Linked DNA regions of Homo sapiens: region 1 is linked to region 2. A link is an interaction called in ENCODE POLR2A ChIA-PET data of the cell type or tissue named here. Cell type or tissue: Caco-2. All regions are shown on one strand. Each heading gives the region's core, and the rest is flanking DNA. Links, peaks and the distances in the headings are about the cores only. Region 1 overlaps ACACA (acetyl-CoA carboxylase alpha). Region 2 has its middle 81 kb from the start of HNF1B.

What was found. ChIA-PET counts read pairs that join two places held together with the same protein. Peaks named below come from ENCODE experiments on the same cell type or tissue, not always from the same donor. Only the 100,000 strongest peaks of a DNase experiment are listed, where the experiment ranks them.
Region 1: POLR2A ChIA-PET joins it to region 2 with 9 read pairs; 2 of 35 experiments call an interaction of 5 or more read pairs at or near these places.

Annotation. Positions count from the first base shown.
Region 1 is chr17:37,362,802-37,371,472 of GRCh38, reverse strand. All of the region lies in intron 1 of ACACA (acetyl-CoA carboxylase alpha), which reads left to right. Among named protein-coding and RNA genes, the nearest start is that of C17orf78, 8.8 kb to the left of the region's middle. In Caco-2, for the core only: no CTCF peak of the experiment used is centred there; no DNase peak of the experiment used is centred there.
Region 2 is chr17:37,821,601-37,830,271 of GRCh38, reverse strand. No RefSeq gene overlaps it. Among named protein-coding and RNA genes, the nearest start is that of HNF1B, 81 kb to the right of the region's middle. RefSeq lists enhancers at 3,187-3,934, 4,684-5,431, 5,189-5,483. In Caco-2, for the core only: no CTCF peak of the experiment used is centred there; a DNase peak (open chromatin) is centred at 5,181.

The DNA.
Region 1 (8,671 bases), core at 323-8,322, 460 kb after region 2:
TGGATGCTCTTTACATGTCTGTGCCTCTGGTCCTCCGGTCTCTTTCCTCCTCCCAATCTTTATTTTTCCATGTTTTGTAAAATCATTGAACTATCAGCCGGGCGTCGTGGCTCATGCGTGTATCCCAGCACTTTGGGAGGCTGAGTTAGGTGGATCACCTGAGGTCAGGAGTTCAAGACACGCCTGACCAACATGGAGAAACCCTGTCTCTACTAAAAATACAAAATTAGCCAGGCATGGTGGCAGATGCCTGTAATCCCAGCTACTCGGGGGGCTGAGGCAGGAGAATCACTTGAACGCGGGAGGTGGAGGTTGCAGTGAGCCGAGATCGTGACATTGCACTCCAGCCTGGGCAACAAGAGTGAAATTCCATCTCAAAAACAAACAAACAAAAAAATTGAACTCTCTATATATGTATCACTAAAAATATTTTGTTTACTTTTGAATGTTATATAAATGGAATCAAACTCTATGTATTTTTTTTTTTTTGAGATGGAGTCTTGCTCTGTTGCCCAAGCTGGAGTGCAGTGGCATAATCTCAGTTCACTACAACCTCTGCCTCCCAGGTTCAGGCGATTCTCCTGCCTCAGCCTTCCAAGCAGCTGGGATTACAGGCATGTGCCACCAAGTCCGGCTAATTTTTGTATTTTTAGTAGAGACGGGGTTTCGCCATGTTGGCCGGCCTGGTCTCGAACTCCTGACCTCAGGGTGATCCGCCCACCTCAGCCTCCCAAAGTGCAGGGATTACAGGGATGAGTCACCGTACCTGGCCTAATTTTTATTTATTTATTTATTTATTTATTTACATTATTTTTGGAGACAGAGTCTAGCTCTGTCACCCAGGCTGGAGTGCAGTGGCACAATCTCGGCTCACTGCAACGTCCACCTCCCGGGTTCAAGCAATTCTTCTGCCTCAGCCTCCCAAGTAGTTGAGACTACAGGCACACACCACCATGCCCGGCTAATTTTTTTTTTTTTTTTTTTTTTTAGTAGAGACTAGTTTTCACCGTGTTGCCCAGGCTGGTCTTGAACTACTGAGCTCAGGCAATCCGCCTGCCTTGGCCTCCCAAAGTGCTAGGATTACAGGCGTGAGCCACCGCGTCTGGGCTGGAAATTTCTTTTATGTGTTCTCCCAGTCACTCCTCACCATCAAAAGTAAATATTATCAGCTGGACACTGTGGCTCACACCTGTATTCCCAGTACTTTGGGAAGCTGAGGCAGGTGGATCACCTGAGCTCAGGAGTTCAAGATCAGCCTGGCCAACATGGTGAAACACCGTCTCTACTAAATATACAAAAATTAGATGGGCATGGTGGCTCATGCCTGTAGTGCAGCTACTCAGGAGTCTGAGGCAGGAGAATCGCTTGAACCCAGGAGGCAGAGGTTGCAGAGCCGAGATTGGGCCACTGCACTCCAGCCTTGGTGACAGAGTGAGACTCTGTCTCAAAAAAAAAAAAAAAAGGAGGGGCCAGGCGCAGTGGCTCACGCCTGTAATCCCAGCACTTTGGGAGGCCAAGGAGGGCAGATCACCTGAGGTCAGGAGTTGGAGACCAGCCTGGCCAACGTGGTGAAACCTCGTCTCTACTAAAAATACAAAAATTAGATGGGTGTGGTGGTACGCACCTGTAATCTCAGCTACTCGGGAAGCTGAGGCAGGAGAATTGCTTGAACCTGGGAGGTGGAGGTTGCAGTGAGCCAAGATTGCACCACTGCCCTCCAGCCTGCAGTTACAGAGCAAGACTCCATCTCAAAAACAAAACAAAAAAAAGAATGTATTATCCAGATTCTTGCCATCACAAATGAGTTTTGCCTATTTTTTTTTTTCTAGAAATGGGGTCTCTCTCTCTCTGTGTGTTGCCCAGGCCAGATTTGAACTCCTAGGCTCAAGTGATCCTACCATCTCAGCTTCCTGACTAGCTGAGACTACAGGGGCATGCACCTGGCTTGTTTTGCCCATTTTTTTGTTGTTGTTTTATTTTGACAGGGTCTTGCTATGTCACCCAGCCTGGAGTGGAATTGTGTGATCAAGACTCACTGAAGCCTCCAACTCCTGGGCTCAAGCAATCCTCCCACCTCAGCCACCCAAGTAGCTGGGACTACAGGCGTGTATCACTTGCCCAGCTAAATTGTTTATAATTTTTGTGAGATAGGGTCTCCCTATGCTGCCCAGGCTGGTCGCGAACTCCTGGCCTCAAGTGATCCTCCTGCTTTAGCCTCTCAAAGTGCTAGAATTATAGGCATGAGCCACTGGTACCTGGCCTGTTTTGCCTGTTTTTGTAGCAGGAAACATACATTTTTTGCTCAACATTATGTTGGTAAAATCCATCCGTATTTCTTCATGTAGCAATCATCTGTTCATTCTCATTGCTTTATAATATTTCATTGTATGAATGTATCACAATTTATATATTCATTCTCCTGTTGAGAGACATTTGTGTTGTTTCCAGTTTGTAGCCATAATGAGCAATGTTTCTGGGGCAGTTTTGAAAGTTTCTCCAGGGTATAAATCCAGAAGTAGACGCTGGTTATAGGGTATGTAGGGTATGTACAACTTTACCAATTAATGCCAAACTGTTTTCTAAGGGATTGTCCTCATTACACTCCTACTTGTAATATATGCAGGTTCCTACTATTACACATGCTTGCCAAAGGGGCCAAAGAATCTTTCCTGTGTGATGCAATAATAAGCCTGAGTGGGGCCAGGCATACTCACACGTGCCAGCCCTTTGGTTGGTACTCAGAAGCTCAGGCCACAGTCATTTGCTCCTTCCAAGTAAGGGTAAAGGATTCATAATATCCCAAGGTCCCTGATCACATGCTCCATTAACCTGGAAATATTGGGGCGGATGGGTTGGTGAACTGAATTTTCATTTTATTATTATTATTTTTTTAGATGGAGTCTTGCTCTTGTCACCCAGGCTGGAGTGCAATGGCGCAATTTTGGCTCACTGCAACCACCACCACCTGGGATCAAGTGATTCTCCTCCTTCAGCTTCCCGAGTAGCTGGGATTACAGGTTCCCGCCACCATGCCCAGCTAATTTTTGTATTTTTAGTAGAGACAGGGTTTCACCATGTTGGCCAGGCTGGTCTTGAACTCCTGACCTCAGGTGATTCACCCACCTTGGCCTCCCAAAGTTCTGGGATTATAGGTGTGAACCACAGTGCCCAGCCACTGAATTTTTTATTTATTTATTTTTTGAGACGGAGTCTCGCTCTGTCACCCAGGCTGGAGTGCAGTGGTGCAAACACGGCTCACTGCAACCTCCGCCCCTCGGGTTCAAGTGATTCTCCTTCCTCAGCCTCCCTCATAGCTAAGACAGGGCCTCCACTCTGTTGCTCATGGTGGGTGCAGGAGGCAGTGAATTTAGTAATGACACAATTTTTTGTTTGTTTGTTTGTTTGAGACGGAGTCTCACTCTGTCTTGCCCAGGCTGGAGTGCAGTGGTGTGATCTCGGCTCACTGCAACCTCCGCCTCCCGGGTTCAAGCAATTCTCCTTTCTCAGCCTCCCAAGTAGCTAGGACTATAGGTGTGTGCCACCACACCCGGCTAATTTTGTATTTTTGGTAGAGACGGGGTTTCATCATGTTGGCCAGGTTCATCTTGAACTCCTGACCTCAGGTGATCCACCCACCTTGGCCTCTCACAGTGTTGGGATTGCAAGCATAAACCACTGTGCCCAGCAATCACAATTTCTGAATTAATTGAGGATCCATAAAGCATTCTGTTCTGTATCGATTACTAATAGGAAATGAAAGGAAAGGAACATGGAGAGAAAGGGGAAAGTAATATTTTCTGTGTGCCTACTATCTAACAAGCTCTGTGCCAGAAGCTTAACATGTTGGTTACATCATTTAATCCAAAACACCACCTTAGAAGGTAGGCTTTATATCCTGAATATAAGATAGATATATATAATATAGATAAGGAAACTGAGGCTCAGAAAGGTGTCAGTTCCTCAAGGCCACAGAGCTAATTAGCGACAGAGTCAGGATTTAAAGCATAGCCTGATTAAAGAGCTCAAGCTGTTTATAATACAGAGCACAGAGAAGGTAGAGTTGCTGCCGCTCTTGAGACTGACACTGCCAATACCAAGAATCGGTTCTTCTCAGTTTTGCTTGCCTGTATTCACCCCCAAAACTATGTTATTCAACTGATTATGACCATCTTGTTCATTGATTGAAGCTACATTTCCTTTTCATGGATTTTTTGTTGTCTTTATTCTTTCTTCTTTTTTTTTTTTTCTTTTTCCAATAAGAAAATTGGGCACATCAGCACAATAGGTCCACTGATAAACAAGACTTGTGTTGGAAAATAACTTTCTACCTGCAGGTCTAGGAGTTAACCAGAGGTGAGATGATATATATATATATATTTTTTTCTGAGACGCAGTCTTGCTCTGTCACTCAGGCTGGAGTGCAATGGCATGATCTTGGCTCACTGCAACCTCCGCCTCCCGGATTCAACGGATTCTCCTGCCTCAGCCTCCTGAGTAGCTGGGATTATAGGTGCCTGCCACAACACCCAGGTAATTTTTGTACTTTTAGTAGAGACAGGGTTTCTCTATGTTGGTCATGCTGGTCACAAACTCCTGACCTCAGGTAACCCTATTGCCTTGGCCTCCCAAAGTGCTGGGATTACAGGCATGAGCCACCACACCTGGCCCAGAGGTGAGATTTTTTTTTTAAAAAGACGTGACATTGTGGCCAGGTGCAGTGGCTCACGTGTGTAATCCCAGCACTTTGGGAGGCTAAGGCGGGTGGATCACAAGGTTAGGAATTCCAGATCAGCCTGGCCAAAATGGTGAAACCCTGTCTCTACTAAATATACAAAAATTAGCCAGGCGTGGTGGCAGGTGCCTGTAATCCCAGCTACTTGGGAGGCTGAGGCAGGAGAATTGCTTGAACCCGGGAGGCAGAGGTTGCAGTGAGCTGATATCGTGCCACTGCACTCCAGCCTGGGTGACAGAGTGAGACTCCGTCTCAAAAAAAAAAAAAAAGACATGACATTGTGAAATCTTCTGCTCTAAGATATCACATACAGGAAAATTTTAAGACAAGGTATTAAAAGGATAAAAAGAAATTGAATGATGGCTCAATTTTTCTTGACGATAAAGGCTCTACAAAATTATTAATGTTATATTTTATTATGTATTGTGTTTCATATATAATAACAACAATAGAGAGTGAAGGTAGAAGACAGGTAGAGGCCTAAATATGTAGCAGGAAAAACCTGAACCTGATATAGGAATGATGGAGACACTAGGGAAGTCTAAAGAGAAGGTAGGGATGGGGCAGGAAATCAACTTACCAGGAGCACCGTCATGGCTTTAGAGGAAAGTGAAGTCAGGGATGGCTAGGCTATAAAGCTGATCAACATAAAATGTCAGAATCCTACGACTGGGCAAAATCCAAACAAGTCATCTTGTCCATTTTCCTGTTTTTAAAGAGCCCTTTAAAATTTCTCCAGGTATTTTAGTTGTGAGGTGTGTAGGACTTAGAAAGGGATCTTAAAAACATATATATTGGAGGTGTCATGGAGGAAGAAGTTAAGATTTGGTAACTGGCTGAAGTATAGAGACTGGAAGTGTTTGCCATTGGATAAGGAAGGAGTGAGAGCAGAAATGCCATGTGAAAACCCTGTGTCCATGTGAAAACATCGTGGGGAGTCTCTACTACTCATGCTGTCCTTCATTGTGCAATTCTACCTTTCATCATTAGGACCAGACTTATGAAGTGGCCTTCCTGAGGAGATTTTCTGACCTTATGGTATGAAGTTCCTTCAGGCTCTTAATTCTGGATAAACTGGAGTGATTAACAAGAGCAAAGAGACATAGTATTCAGATAAGGACTTTGTGTCTTATTTTTCTTTTATATCACAACTGGAGCCACAGTTGTGGGCAAGGCACTGACTTTCTTGATGAATTCTGTCCATCTGTAAAGCAGCTATATATCCCACTGGAGGCTTTGCCTCTCAGAGACAACGTGAAGACGGATAAGCAGGCATCAGGAGCAGAGTGGCCTCTCAGGTACAGAGCTAATCTTTATTTCAGTCAATGAAGCGCTTACTAATAGAAATACCTAGTCCTACTTGAAGAGCTATAAAAGGGGGTAGCAAACTATAAGAGATGGTCTCTGCCTTCAGGATTTAACTGGAGAGCTAAAACCAGTATGCAGACAAAAAAATATATCCTAATTAAATTCTGAACTGTGGGCCAGGCATGGTGGCTCACACCTGTAATCCCAGCATTTTGGGAGGCAGAGGTGGGAGGATCATTTGAGGTCAGGTGTTTGAGACCAGCCTGGCCAATATAGTGAGACTCTGTCTCTGCCGGAAATACAAAAATTGGCTGGGCATGTGATTCCAGCTACTCGGGAGGCTGAGGCAGGAGAATCACTTGAACCCGGGAGGCGGAGGTTGCAGTGATCTGACAGCACGCTACTGAACTACAGCCTGGGAGACAGAGCGAGACTCTGTCTCAGAAAAAAAATTCTGAACTGTGTGGTATGACCATATTGCTACAAGAATTCAAAGGAGAGAGAGATCAGTGAAAGCTGGAGAAGTAAGAGAAATCTTGGAGAAAATGGGACTTCCAAGGACTAGAAAGATTCAGAAAAACAGGAGAAAAGTTGGACAAGTCTGCCACCATAAACAAAGGTATAAGGATAAGAATAAGCATGGCAAGTGCCAGAAGCCAGATTAAAGTATGACTATTGGTGGTCAGCAGGAAATAATATCCCAATAATTCCTCTATTCTCTGTCCTAAAAATTGATCACTGACCTTGTTATCTACGAATTTGGATTCATGGTCAGACAGCCCCAGGACAGGGGGGGCTCTTCATGGTTCTATTTTCTTTTCTTTTTCTTTTTTTTTTTTTTTGAGACGGAGTCTCTCTCTGTCTCCCAGGCTGGAGTGCAGTGGCCTGTTGGCTCACTACAACCTCTGCCTCTCGGGTTCAAGCGATTCTCCTGCCTCAGCCTCGTAAGTAGCTGGGATTATAGGTGCCCGCCACCATGCCAGGCTGATTTTTGTACTTTTACTAGACATGGGATTTTGCCACGTTGGCCAGCCTGGTCTCGAACTCCTGACCTCAGGTGATCCGCCCGTCTTGGCCTCCCAAAGTTTTGGGATTACAGGCATGAGCCACCATGGCTGGACTCTTTTCTTTTTTTTGAGATGGAGTCTTGCTTTGTTGCTCAGGCTGGAGTACAGTGGTGCAATCTCGGCTCACTGCAACCTCTGTCTCCTGGGTTCAAGTGATTCTGCTGCCTCAGTCTCCCAAGTAGCTGAGACTACAGGCACGTGCCACCATACCCAGCAATTTTTTTATTTTTTATTTTTATTTTTTTGACAGAGTCTCACTCTGTCACCCAGGCTAGAGTGCAGTGGCACGATCTCGGCTCACTGCAACCTCTGCCTCCTGGGTTCAAACAATTCTCCTGCCTCACCTCCTGAGTAGCTGGGATTACAGGCGCCTGCCACCATGCCCAGCTAATTTTTTGTATTTTTAGTACAGACAGGGTTTCACCATATTGGCCAGGCTAGTCTTGAACTCCTGATCTCAGGTGATCCACCCGCCTCGTCCTCCCGAAGTGCTGGGTTTACAGGCATGAGCCACCGTGCCCTGCCGCAAATTTTGTATTTTTATTAGAGACAGGGTTTCACTATGTTGGCCAGGCTGGTCTAGAACTCCTGACCTCGGGTGATCCACCCGCCTTGTGTTCCCAAAGTGCTGGGATTACAGGCGTGAGCCACCATACCCAGCCCATGGTTCTATTTTCTATTAAGGCACTTTGTTTCCTCCCTTGATTCAACTCAAACCTGACTTGAGAGACTTTCTTGTCCTAAGAGTGACAGGTATTGAAGGCCTTGTTGTTCAACAGAGACTCTGGCACACAAAGAGGGGAACAATAATGATAAATCTTAAACGACTGTTCTCAAACTTTAGGGTGATTAATTATTAGGGATGCTTTAAAAAAAGAAAAAGTCGGCCAGGTCCAGTGGCTCACGCCTGTAATCCCAGCACTTTGGGAGGCCAAGGCGGGTGGATCACAAGGTCAGGAGTTTAAGACCAGCCTGACCAACATGGTGAAGCCGCGTCTCTCCTAAAAATACAAAAATTAGCTGGGCATGGTGGCACGCGCCAGTAATCCCAGCTACTTGAGAGGCTGAGGCAGAAGAATCGCTTGAACCCGGGAGGTGGAGGTTGCAGTGAGCCGAGATCGTGCCACTGCACTCCAGCCTGGGTGACAGAGCGAGACCGTCTCAAAAAAAAAAAAAAAAAAAAAAAGAAAAAGAGAAAGAGAAAAGAAAAAGTCAACCAGGTGTGGTGGCATGTCCCTGTAGTCCCAGCTACTTGAGAGGCTGAGGTGGCAGGATCGCTTGAGCCCAGGAGTTGAGGCTGCAGTGAGTAGTTGTGATTAAAAAAAAAAAAAAGGGCTGGGAATCTGCATTTTTAACAAGCACCCTGGTGGTTTTGTTTTTTTTTTTTTTTTTGAGACGGAGTCTCGCTCTGTCGCCAGGCTGGAGTGCAGTGGCGCGATCTCAGCTTACTGCAAGCTCCGCCTCCCGGGTTCGCGCCATTTTCCTGCCTCAGCCTCCGGAGTAGCGGGGACTACAGGCGCCCGCCACCACATCTGGCTAATTTTTTGCGTTTTTAGTAGAGACG
Region 2 (8,671 bases), core at 194-8,193:
GCACATGGAAACCTCAGTGTGCATTCAGCCTTGACCATTCTTTTTAATTTATTTCAGAGTGGCTCACTGGGGTGGCTTCAGGAAATACAAATCAAGTATCCGCCGTGGTGTTTGAAAACATGCCGGGTTTTGATATGTGTTTGACTGAAAATAGAAATAAAAATCTATGGGTCTTTATTTACATGTGTTAAAGTTGTTCTTAAGATAATCGTATGTTTTTTAGACTCTTTTACCCTTCAAGTCAGCTTGTATTCATCTGGAGAGGAAGCCCTCTCGAGTGACAGCCTTAGGCTGATGGCAGCCAGGTGCTGACTGTGGTTGTGTCAAATTCCCCAGGGGTCCTAGGGGACATCATTCCTTGACTCTGGGTCTCCACATCTGTCAACTGAGGAGTCCCAGAACTGGTGGCTACAGTGCAAGTGAGGTGAAACAGTGGAAAGTCAGCCCTGTTGATCTGAATCATGCCACCCCACCCTTCCAGCACCCTGAATGTCGGCCTTCTCCCCACTCGGATGTGGTTGTCCTTGGAAAGACCCAGAACAGATATTTCACTACCAAGGGGTACTAGACAAAAACGGAAGGTATTAGCAAAGCAGAAGTATGTGCTGGACTAACTCCATTATCCAGTTCTCTAGTTCTGAGGCTCCAACTCAGTGGAGTTTGGAAATACCACTCCATCTTGAGGATTTGATTTTAAACAAATGGCTAGTATTTTGACAAGGTAAACTACTTGTGACTCTGCAGCCTAATTGACTTACCAAACCCACAGACTCAGGGCCCCAGCTGGAAAGGACTCAAGTCTTTTGTTTTAAACACCCATCCCTGTTCCAATCAAGAAAAAATTCTAAACTCATCAGGTATCATAGGCCATGATGCATGTGTGACATTTAGCATGACAAAGGAACTACATTATTGACAGGATCTTCTCAGTGTTTATAATTATAAAATATTTGCACTGAAAGAGTCCTTAACAAGCACGTAAACCCAGAATGATTAAGCAACTTGCCCAAGAGCACACAGGCAGCAGGGAGGGAGTCAGGACCAAAATGCAGGTCTCCTGGCTCCCAGCCGGGTTCAGGCTCCTGCATGTGCCCTTCAGAGATAGGAAAGTTCACCTTTTGAATTTGCCTTTTCATATTCACCTGCACCCTTAACAAATAGGGAATGGAAATGTTGAATTTTGAATGTTGGAGTTAGAGCATGTTGCAATTCATTAGAGAAATCAGGATTGATGAAAAATTCACAGTTGCCTAGTCTGTAGGACAGATGATGTTCTTCATTTGACGCTGCCCCTGTTTCGTCACCAGAAGCAGAGCAACCAGGAGACAACGGAAGGAAAGAGGCCCTGGTCTCCTCGGGAACTGTGTTACTGACAGAACAAGGAACAGCTTTGGCTGGAGATGTTTATGCTGACTTTGGAGTATGGATCAGAAGAGGGTCCTGGCTTGCTGATGGAGCTCAGGCCTATGGAAAACAGGATGATCTTAGAGTTAAAAACAAACAACCCTGGGTGTGGTCTCAGGGCCTGGGAGGAAAGGATGAGTCAGCTGAAACTGATGGAAATTAACGGTAAGTCTAAGAGAAGCTAGCATGGCACTGCAAGGTGAAGTGGGGGGAATGGCCCAGAATCAGAAGAGCTGAGCTTCCCTACATTTGGGCTGTGTGACCTTGGGCAGGAAATTTGCCCTGTTTCCTTTTCAGTGAGATAAGGAGAACCATACCTCCTGAAAGTATTAAAGGAGAAGATTTATATCTAGTTCCCTTCCTCCTCCACTTTCCTTAACAGAATCTCTCAAGAGATGCTGCCATTTCCTGAGCACCTGTGAGCTCATCTTATCCTCACAACTGAAAGTGCTTTTTCCGACGTCAGACATGGAAAAATATGGCACCTAAAAGAGGATGTCACTTTGACAACCAATACTCCCCCAGCCCAAAACCAATTATTATAATCACTGATGAAACTGTGATATGGCCTGTGATTCACTTACATACTCTTCTGTGTCCATAAGATCAGCTTCTGTCTTCCGCTTCCACCACTCCCAGTTCTCATTCTATTCCTAGTGTTACCTCTTGAAGATGATGCCTGTCCCTTAAGTAGCAGAAGCAGCTTTCTGTATCTGGAAGAGGAGGGGCCACACTGGGCTTGAGGAGACACCATGATTTATGGTCCTAGATGATGTCCCCTTCTCACCATTCCCACACACAGCCACCCTTTGAGCTTGCACCATCCTCATAGGGGACCCTGTTGGCACTACTATGTGGGGGAACAGCGACCCTCAAGGTTCAGGTGCAGAAGCAAGCACCCGTCAGGTGTGATCCTGGCTCTGCCACTCACTGTGGGACCTAAGCCAATCCACTTCCTCTCTCTGAGCCTCAGTTTTCCAAAGGGTAAAAAGAAGGATCTAGATGAGATACCTCTCAAGGGCCACTCCAGCTCAGATCCTCTGACTTGCTTAGTGTGTGATGAGAGTTATCTTCTCCCAGAAAAGGCTTCTTTTTCTAAAGCCAAGTGTAGTAAGGACTCCTCTACTCTTTCTAGGCATTTCAGACTTTCTTTAAAAAGATCTTATTTTGGCCCAGCGCGATGGCTAAAGCCTGTAATCCCAGCACTTTGGGAGGCCGAGGCGGGTGGATCACGAGGTCAGGAGTTCGAGACCAGCCTAACAAACATGGTGAAATCCCGTCTCTACTAAAGATACAAAAAAAAAAAAAAAAGAAAGAAAAAATTAGCCAAGCATGGTGGTGTGCACCTGTAATCCCAGCTACTCAGGAGGCTGAGGCAGGAGAATCACTTGAACCTGGGAGTCAGAGGTTGCAGTGAGCCGAGACTGCACTATTGTGCTCCAGCCTGGATGACAGGGCAAGACTGTCTCAAAAAAGAAAAAAAAAAAAAAAGAAAGAAAAAAAAGATCTTACTTTACCAGGCTTTTTGGGGCCCACTGCCACTCAGAGGCCAAAATTCTCCCAATGTCAGTGGCTAGAAGAAAATCAGATCAAAAAGTATCCCTGTGCCTCATCTGAACCCAGTTTCTGCTTTGAACCTTTTGCCAAGTCTAGGGCTTATCAGCCAGAGTGTGTGTGAATTACCACATGAAAGGACTCTCTTGGATCATATTTAAAAGAATCATCATTTCAATTTAGATCAGAAAAACACCCAGTCCTTCAGAAAATACATATAAATTCTTCTCTAAATGTCCAAACAGATTTATGCCATAGAAGATGTAATTATCTCCTTCTGGGATAAAGGAATCTTCTAGCTGTGAGGGTGAGCCAAGAAGCCAGAACTTTCTGCCTAAGAGGAGACTGCAGCAGGGCCACTACAGAAGGTTGTCCAAGTTGTTCACTGCACAAGGGCACTGGGCCAAAAGTGGGTAGGGGAGGCAGGAGTAGCTGCTTAAATCCAGCCTGAGCTCCACCGGCCAAGTCATGTGTTCAGTGCAAGGTTAGGTCAGTTCAAATGGAGGTGCACCTTTTGGTAATTCAGTAGAGGCACTGTATATGCTAGCAGGCAGCCACTCAGCATGGAAAAATGGGTCTTTCCTTTGTTAACAAACACAACAGCTCCCAAAGGCTCACAGCAAGAGCAGATGGCAGGAAAGCAGAAGTGAAGGCTGGGTGGCGGGGCAGGCGTGGGGAGAAGATGGGGAAACGATCTTGGGTGTCTGTAGAGGAGCTTACACCCTAATGCCTCCCAGCTGGCCTAAATGAACACAGTTCTGAGAAGACCCCAGTAAGAGACTGTTTCCAGCCCCTCCCCTCCTTTACTGCCCCTCCTTTCGGGCTCTCCTCAGCCTTCCCTGACCTCCCAGCCTACATCAGAGTCCCCATTGCAGGTTCTCTGAGCACCTTTGTTTTTCCTTTACAACACTCAAGCTGCACTTTGTAATTATGTGGGTGTAGGGAATTTGAGTCACCTCTATTCTCCCCCCGTTAGACTGGAAGCCGTGTGAAGGCAAACTATGTTGGGTTTTGCTCTTGTATCCCCAGGACCCAGCATAGTGTCTGGGGCATGAAGCAGGAACTATGAATGAATTAAAATGGTGTGAATTAAAGGGTGTGGGCCTTGCACTCTGCATCCCTTTTTGCCAGGCCTAGGAGGCTGTCTGGGCACAGTGACATGTGGTCACCATGATGTAAGTTCTGTGCCCACCCCCAGGAGACACAGTCCAGAAAAGACATATCCAACCCTGGCTAGGCATTCAAAACACATATGAAGACCAATGAAAGCAGCTTCCCAAAACCCACCCCAAGAGATTGTGATTCAGGGCTAGGATTTGTGTATTTAACAAGGTCCCCCAGGTGACACGAATCTGCCTATCAGAACCAACAGATACTGTTGCAATAGATACAAAGAAGCACGGGGACCAAAGAGAAGGAGGTCCCACATAAAGATCTGTGGAAGGCTTTCCAGCACAAATGATGTCCCAGCCAGGTCTTGATGGCTGGGAAGGGCATTCTGGGTCAAGGGAATGACATAAACAAAGACAGAGACAGAGACATTGGTGCACATGGGGTGAACAAATGGGGACAGGGCAGCAGGGTTGAATCCAAATGACAAGAATCCATTCCTGGGGGACGATCAAGCGTAAGTCACCCACCACTCAGCTGGGCTCCCAGAGCCCTTTTAGGTAAGAAGCCCATATTTTGGCAGTCCCCAGAGGAGTTCCTCTGCACCCCCATTTTTCATGCAGCTTCCATCCTATTTTCAGTCCCATTTCCTGTCTCCCTCTTTCTCATGTTCTTTCTCTAGTTAGACTGTGGGCTCCTGAGGTCCCATGGCCATCAGGGAAGTATTGCCATGGACTTCTTTGATAAATAGGCCTGATTTAAGAACTCTAAACTATCCTGGCTGGATATAGGAGACTGCTGAAGCTGGCAGAAATAGTAGTCCCTAAAGCCAATATCTACAGCCACGCATCTCCAGTGTGGCAGAGAAGGGTCACCTTACTTAATATAAAAGCAGTATCTGGAGCATGAAGGTCAGGCCCCAGAGAGGCCTGCACATCATGCTGCACTTCCATCTTTTTTCTTTTTTGAGCCCAGAATGAGGAGGTTAACGTTAGAAACAACAGAGAGGATGCCTGTGGGATGGGAGGGCAGATCCTCAAAGACCTGCCTGAGCCCTGCCTGAGCTGGAGGGGAGAATCCACACGCTGGGTGACTCAGGCTGTAGGAATGAGCTCTCACCCCAGGCTCCCATCTATCCTTCCACATCTTTCCATGACTTCCTCTCTCCCCACCCCTCTCCCTCTTCCTCCAATGGGCCTGGGCTGGGTTGGCATGCCGGTGCTCTCTCTTAACTGGACTTTTCTAACGGGCCTGCCTGTTGCCTGGACATGTTTTCTACAAGTAAATGTGCTGGAGAGAGGAAACAGAAGTCCTCAGCACGTGTTTCCTCTCTTTGGACCAAGTGGCCTCTGGGGAACCGGTGAGGATCTGAAGTTCCCAGCCTCTGCACCAAGCTGCAGACCCAGGTGTCTTTTGAGCAATGCCCTGCGCCACAGTTCAGTGCCACCTCGCCAAAGCCCGAACTATCTTGTCTGCTGTCCGGTTATAAATTAATCTCTTGTCATCAGTGATTAACTTATTCAAGACACAGGAGCTGCTGAACCAAAACAGCCCCTTGGGGTGAAAGAGCCTCCAGCATGGTGTGGCGTGTAGGTCTGCCTGTGACCCTGGCCATGCTGGCTCTTGTGCTGTGTCAGCAGGGCTGCAGGGATGGCCAGGGCAGGGGTCCGGCTCTGGGCACTGCTGCCCTGGAATGTTCACTGAGTGCCTCGAAGTGGAGATCCATGCTGCAAATATCTAGGGCTTGTTTTTGTGTGTGTGTTTGTCTGCAAGGAAGGCTTTGAAAAGGGGGTTGGGGTGGGCCACGTCCCTAGGGGCACATGTCACCTGAATACAAACAGCCTGGACTGATAGAGGAGCAGAGGGGAGCCCAACTTTGGAATTCACAGATGTTGAGGGGAGTTATGGGCCACCTATTATAGCATAAGCCATTACAGTGGAAAGAGGCCTCCAAGGTCATTAGCTCCAACTTCCTAATTCTATAGAGGCCAAGGAAGAAGGCTTGACTCACCCAAGGCCACACTCTAGAGCCAATGGGGAGGAAAAGAACAAATGTCAAATCTTGTCTATATGTCAGATAAAGGCTCATTTAGTCACCACCATGATGATAGGCAACAAACAACTTCCTTAGGAAAAAATTTCCAAGGAATCCTTCTATACCCCACCACTACCATTTAAAGACCTCAAAAGTAAGATTTCTCTGATTTTTTTCTGAATAGCCCTGGTAGATTTGGTCTCACTTCTTAGTTCAGGGCACCTCACAGCAATTTAAAAATGGTGCCTTTATTCACCTCTAGGGTGGTCCTCCCCCAGAAAACCGTAACCCCAGCCTAACCAGGAGAAAAACATCAGAACAACCCAAAGCAATGGATGTTCTACAAAGAACTTCACCCCTACTACTCAAAACTGTCACGGTCACCAAAGCCAAGGAAAGCCTGAGAAACTGTCACAGACTGGGGGGCTAAGGAGACACGATGATTGAGTGCAATGTGGCACCCTGGATGGGATCCAGGAATAGGAAAAAGTCATTAGGAAAAATTAGTGGAATATGAATAAAGTGTAGAGTTTAGTTAACAGTAGTGTAACAATGCTGGCTCCTTAGTTGCAACAAATGGACTACAGTAATGTAAGTCTATGGCCACACCACCCTGAACTTGTCTAGAGTAATGTAAAATGTTAACAATAGGGGAAACTTGGGATGAGATACACAAACTCTGTACTCCTGTTGCATCTTTTCTGTAAATCTTTTTTTTTTTTTTTGAGATGGAGTCTTGCTCTGTCGCCCCGGCTGGAGTGCAGTGGCGCGATCTCAGCTCACTGCAAGCTCCGCCTCCAGGGTTCAAGCAATTCTCCTGCCTCAGCCTCCCAAGTAGCTGGGACTACAGGCGCCCACCACCACGCCTGGCTAATTTTTTGTATTTTTAGTAGAGACAGGGTTTCACCGTGTTAGCCAGGATGGTCTTGATCTCCTGACCTCATGATCCAGCCGCCTCGGCCTCCCAAAGTGCTGGGATTATAGGCGTGAGCCACTGCTCCCGGCCGAGAGTTTCTTAAAAAAGAGAGTTACTTTAAAAAGACAGAGTTTCGTTCTTGTCACCCAGGCTGAAGTGCAATGGCACAATCTCAGCTCACTGCAACCTCTGCTTCCCAGGTTCAAGCGATTCTCTTGCCTCAGTCTCCCAAGTAGCTGGGATTACAGGTGCCCGCCACCACGCCTGGCTAATTTTTGTATTTTTAGTAAGGATGGGGTTTCACTATGTTGGCCAGGCTGGTCTCGAACTCCTGACCTCAGTTGATCCACCCACCTCGGCCTCCCAAAGTGTGGGGATTACAGGCGTCAGCCACCGCACCCGGCCCTTTTCTGTAAATCTAAAACTATTTTAAAACAAAGCATTTATTTAAAACTTTTTTAAAATGGTGCTTTTTCGTTTTCTTTAGTCTGGAACCTTTACCAGAAGGTTCATTACAGTGTCCATAACATGGTAGGTGTGGAATAACAAGTATTTGAAAGAGGAAAGAAAGAATGAGAGAGGGAAGGAAGGAGGACTAGAGAAGAGAGGAAGGAAAGAAGGAAGGGCAAGAGGGAGGGAGAAAGATATTAAGGGACAAAATACGAAAGTAAATAGAACCAGTCAGGTGTGGTGGCTCACACCTGTAATCCCTTCACTGAGAGGCCTAGGCAGGTGGATTGCTTGAGCCCAGGAATTGGAGACCAGCCTAAGCAACATGATGCGACCCCATCTCTACTAAAAATACAAAAAATTAGCTGGGCATGGTGTCGTGTGCTTGTAGTCCCCACTACTTGGAAGGCTGACGTGGGAGGATCACCTGAGCCCAGGAAGTAGAGGCCGCAGTGAGCTGTGATTGGAGCACTGCACTCCAACCTTGGTGACAGAATGAGACCCTGCCTCAAAAAGAAAAAAGTAAGTAGAACCATTCATCAACTGATAAATGGATAACTGTAGTATCTCTATGCAATGGATTCAATGGGATATTGGGCCATAAAAAGAAATTAAGTAGTAATACATTCTATAACATGGAAGAGCTTGGAGACATTATGCTAAGTTAAAGTAAGTCCACCAAAGAGACCACATATTGCATGGTTCCATTTATATGAAATGTCCATATGCAGATATGAAATGTCCAAAGGCAAATCCATAGAATAGCAAATAGATGAGTGATTACCATCTTATCTGTTGGGGACTGGGGAGGAGAAACAGGAGCAGCTGCTCACGGTCATAGGGTTTCTTTTTGGGGCAATGAAAATGTCCCAGAATTAGACAGAAGTGATGGTTGCACAACCTTGTGAATATATTAAAAGCACTGAATTGTACACTTTAAAATGGTGAATTTTATGGCATGTAAATTACATAATAAAGTTTAAAATAAAATAAATGAAAATTTGCAAAACTCAATACAACCCGATCTGTACCTTCAAGGAGCTCACAGTGTACTGGGGGCACCATTTCGGTCCAGGTGACTATAAGCCTCTCCCCTTGTCTGTAAACTCTATGGGGGTAGGAGCCATAAGTGTCTTGTTCATTCTTGTGCCCAGCACCTGGTAGGATCTCAGTAAGCACTCACTGAATGAAGGAGTCAGTAT